Regions from separate parts of the Homo sapiens genome. Here region 2 is linked to region 1. A link is an interaction called in ENCODE POLR2A ChIA-PET data of the cell type or tissue named here. Cell type or tissue: Panc1. All regions are shown on one strand.

Region 1 (2,500 bases):
CCCCGTCTCTACTAAAAATACAAAAATTAGCTGGTCGTGGTGGCGCACGCCACCACTACTTGGGAGGCTGAGGCAGGAGAACTGTTTGAACCCAGGAGGCAGAGGTTGCAGTGAGCCGAGATTGAGCCACCGCGCCCCAGCCTGGGCAACAGAGAGACACGGTCTCAAAAAAAAAAAAAAAAAAAAAAAAAAAAAAACACCATCTGGTAGAGATGTCAAGTTGACAGGTAAAGGGACAGGCGCATGATACCACATGGCAGGCAGCTACCCTCATTTTACAGGTTAAAGGTGGATGTCCAAAAATATCGAGGCATTTGAGCCTGAAAGGATTGGTCTTTCAGCCCAAACTATTTGGGCTCCAAAGTCCACATTCCTTCCACTACCCTTCACTGCTGTGGTAGCTAGGAACATACGCGAATTTGGAGAGGAAAAAAAAATTAGAAAAATATAGGCAGACCATACGGTGGTCTAAAATTTTCAGCTCATGTTCATCACACTCCCTGAACATTATTACACATATTAACCTACTGTGGGAGCCAGGGCTCTGTGTAGGAGGCAGCAGCAAGAAGTAGAAGGAAGGTAACTAGAAAGATAAAATGGAAAAAAAAAAATAATTCAAGATGTATTAGTACCTGGACCCAGGAAATAAAAGGTAGTCATGAATAAAGCACATGGAAGCAAGGAGTAGATTTAAAAGGCCTTTTTGGAGGTCATTTAGGACAGCCAACGTCCCACATACTGCAAGAGTCCTATCTAGAGGCTGGTCTCTCAGGGTTTAAAAGCTCCACAAACTACTGGTTTAAACCAGCCTAGACTTTTGTAAATGCTATACAATTCCTAACAATACACTAAACACACATCTACAAGGATTATTGAAGAAGTAAATCTATAAAGTATTTTAAAAGGTACAAGCCAAGTAATTATTGTAAGCATTTGAACACAACTTCACTCCTTGTTTTCTACCTGTTCTTCTAATTGATTCCCCAGTTTGGGAAAGGATTTGGGGTGGAACCAGCCTTCTAAGAGGCAGTGTGTACAGTGAAAGGCTTGGAGTAGGAAATTTGGGTTTGAGGTCCTGCTCCATTTACTCTTGTAAATTAGTTCACTGGTTTGCAGGTGTGTTTTCTCATCTTCAATCAGAGTCAATGCTGACCTTCCTCACAAGGCTGTTGTGATGCTCCGGTAAATGTGTACATATGAAAACAATTTCAAAATCGTAAGAAGCCATGCAAATGTCAGGATGCTGATGATGATGGCGGAAGAAGAGCAGCAAAAGGAAAATGGGGAAAAAGAAGAGGAGGAAGGGAAAGGGTCAAATAGCAGACCACTGGTCTGTGTGCAATGCCTTTCATTTTATTATGTTAGCAGTGCTTACTAGCTTTACCTCCTGCGGCCAACTACTCAGAAGCCCCTGACTGTTACCCCATGTTCTCATGCTGGTACTGTAAGCCAGACCTAAAACTACGGCAAGCAACTTGCTGTTACCCTATGTTCTCATGCTGGTACTGTTAGCCAGACCTGAAACTCCAGGACGTCACTGGCCTCAGTGTCTTCAAATGCAAATTCAGTAATCTAGGTTAAAGTTCTAAATTTTGAAAGTTTCATGGTGTTCCATAAAGTTTAATGAGATACTGATTTGTTTTAAAATTCAAAATGTAACATCCTGTGTATTTCAGGCCTTGACATAGGGAAGTAATCATTTTTACCTAAATGTAGAACCAGCTATTATCAGTTATAATTATTCTATTAAGATACACCCATAATAATCTCATAAATTTGTTCTTTTAAAACATATCTTAACACATTATCTTCACCATGTATTGTTTTCTAACTTTTTAGTTAGCCTTGTCCCTCTAATTAGATCGTAAACCTCTTCAGGCAGGAAAAATTACTAATTTTTTTTCCATTTCCTTCACAGCACCTAATAGCATACTGGGCATATATCAGAAGCACAATAAAATTGCACAAAATGAGTAATATGTGGAAACTAAACTGTTATCTATACCCCCTCCCCAGCTAGTCAAAGGTATTACAAAATTATAAAAGCACTATGGCTAAAGATGGAATTCTATGGACATCTAAAAAAACTAGAAATGCAAAACAATATTTACAATCCCTTCAGCCATGAAAAAGTAATGGAGGGAACTATGCATTTACCAACCCACAACACAGTGGGAAGGAGACACAGATAAAGGATAAGAAAGGACCTGCAAACAATACCACAGCACTGCTACCATCTCATCAGCAAAAACACAAGAGGGTCATACCGATTACAAAAGTGAAAAAATGCTCAAGACTATAATGCATCCTTCAAGTAAAAGTGACTATGGTTAGGAACAACTTAAAGAGTTTGATTATTTTCAAAAGGAAAATAAACCTTTCCTCAAAATCAAATGCAAAACACTTCAATATTTGTTTCAGAGAACATTGAAGTTCAATGGATAAAGTCCCAAAGAGTGTTTTAAACTACTATAACCAGGCAACTTTTAAGAACAGAAAA
Region 2 (2,500 bases), 100 kb before region 1:
AGTCCAGGTAAACAAACATATTTCACAAGAGCAGAAAGCCCATTCAATCACTGGTGACCTGGCTCACATGGGGAAGAACAGAACAGAGATGAAAGGCTTCATCTCCTATTTCTCTGGGCTATTCATGAGCCTCACTCTGGAACTTGCACCTTTAATAAAAAATAAATAATAGATTTACAGCCTCCTGGTTTGTAACAAGACAAACGCTATTGTGTTTTGCGTTTCAATGACACATGATAGACTGGGAAGCCTGTTTCTACTACATTCCCATAAATCTGGGAGAACAAAAAAAATGAAGAGTTTGAATGCTCTTTATAAGTTGATCCCCCAAACCTTCTCTAAACACATCTATTGCCTTTATGAAGACAGTCCCTTTGAAGTTCTTAATGAAATTTCATTGTTTCTCTCTAGATCGATTTTCCCTCATCCTGAAAAATCAAAACCCAGCAAAAAGCACTATCTACAGCCAATGTGGGTGTCCCCCCTCACCCCAACCCGAAAATGTTAAAATGCATTCTTTTAGCTTAAATAAAAACATCAAATTAGATGTTCTTAGGGACTGATGTTTGTGTCCCCCCAAAATTCATTCGTTTGATGCCCTAACCCCTGATGTGATGGCCTTTGGAGATAGGACCTTTGGGAGGCATTATAATAAGGGTTAGAAGAAGTCCTAAGGGAGGGGCCCTCATGATGGAATTGGTGCCCTTACAAGAAGAGACACCAGAGAATTCATGCGTGCTGTCTCCCTTTTCCCACATGCATGCACCAAGCAAAGGCATGTGAGGACACAGAAAGAAGGCAGCCACCTACAAAAGCCAAGAAGGGAGCCCTCACCAGAAACTCAGCTGGTGGCACTTTGAACTCTGATTTCCCAGCCTTAAACCACCCAGTCTAGGGTATTTGGTTATGGCAGTCAGGTGGCAGATGTCAACTTCAACGTAAGAATCTGTCTTGTAAGAGGCAAAGGAGGCATTCTTTAGGCTGCACAGGAATGGGAGGCTGTGATGATTCCAGCAACTGGAAGTGGGGCAGAAAGGGTAACTCCAGACATGACTACCCGTACTTCACAGCTACCAAGAGGCTCCCACACAACAGCTCACACTCACTTTCTACAACTCAGAGAAAATGCCTTTCGTGTAATTTGTAAAATTGGTACTTCTCTTCTTAATTCTGTAATTCTAACATGGTCATATCAGTCAAGTTTCTGTCACCTTTCATCATCTGTCTCCTTATTTCTGCCTTTGAGTAGTTGGTTTGTTTCGTAACTTTAAATGAAATGTTTTCCTTCTAAATTTCAAGAAGCCAGGCAGTACAGTATTCCATCAGCTACTTTATACACTACTTTAGCTGCATAAAATGTATGCGTGGAGGGGAATGATGCGGACTGGGATTACAGGTTTTGCTTTGCAAATGGCAGGCACGCTGCACCCAGCACTGACCAGAGCCAAGGGCATAGTGGGGAGGCCAGGAGTTTTTCCCGCATTCATATACTTCAGCAACAAGCATGCTAGCCCCGTTGGTTACCTTAAACCTACGTTCTGCCATCAGTTAACAACAGTAGGAATAGCAACTTCACACCACAGGGTCAAATGAGGTATGTGAGCCGGGCACGGTGGCTCATGCCTGTAATCCCAGCACTTTGGGAAGCTGAGGCGGGCGAATCATGAGGTCAGGAGTTCGAAACCAGCCTGGCCAACATGGTGAAACCCTGTCTCTACTAAAAATACAAAAAATTAGCTGGGCATGGTGGCAGGCGCCTGCAATCCCAGCTGCTCGGGAGGCTGAGACAGGAGAATTGCTTGAATCTAGGAGGTGGAGGTTGCAGTGAGCCGAGATTGTGCCACTGCACTCTAGCCCAGGTGACAGAGTGAGGCTCCATCTCAAAAAAAAAAAGAAAAAAAAAATCAGGTATATGTCTAGTCTGATCAGGAAGGATAGCTGCAGAGGCAAAGTCTATCCTCAGCTACAAATTCTTCAACACCCAACCTATCTGCAGAACCGAAGTGAAAACAGTAGCTTCACAAAGAATGATATGTAAAATACAGCCCTGCCTTTAGTAAGCATTCAGTAAATGCATGTAGAATTGATGAACCTGTCATAAAAAGGACACAAAACATAGTGCTTAATTACACATTCAGTTTATTTATTTATTTTTTAATGAGTACTGGAAGGAGAAAATGGAAAACAGAAGAACAGCAGGGGGCTTCAAGGGTTCTCAGCATGACTTAGAAAAGGAAGGGTCAAAAATCACAATGTTATGTGGCCACATCAGCCACCACGCAGCCTGGCTCCCAGAAAGCCTCCAGCTTTCTAGTTTTAGTGTTGGCCCTGAGCTAATCAGGAGTACCGACTCAACTCCTGGGAAGAAGATCATTTGATTATTGTTTTTTCATATTCAAAGGCTGGCTCTGGAAGAAGTGGCCATTAAGCAGGTGCTGGGTGTGACTGAGAAGACTGTGACTCACTTCTTCCCGAGGTGCACACGTGGAGGCTGTTGTTT

Evidence for each region. ChIA-PET counts read pairs that join two places held together with the same protein. Peaks named below come from ENCODE experiments on the same cell type or tissue, not always from the same donor. Only the 100,000 strongest peaks of a DNase experiment are listed, where the experiment ranks them.
Region 2: POLR2A ChIA-PET joins it to region 1 with 6 read pairs; 3 of 35 experiments call an interaction of 5 or more read pairs at or near these places.

Annotation. Positions count from the first base shown.
Region 1 is chr7:3,471,789-3,474,288 of GRCh38, reverse strand. The region is part of intron 1 of SDK1 (sidekick cell adhesion molecule 1); the gene reads right to left. Among named protein-coding and RNA genes, the nearest start is that of SDK1-AS1, 120 kb to the right of the region's middle. In Panc1, no CTCF peak of the experiment used is centred here; no DNase peak of the experiment used is centred here; H3K27ac peaks cover 1,119 bases.
Region 2 is chr7:3,573,517-3,576,016 of GRCh38, reverse strand. All of the region lies in intron 1 of SDK1 (sidekick cell adhesion molecule 1), which reads right to left. Among named protein-coding and RNA genes, the nearest start is that of SDK1-AS1, 220 kb to the right of the region's middle. In Panc1, no CTCF peak of the experiment used is centred here; no DNase peak of the experiment used is centred here; H3K27ac peaks cover 1,404 bases.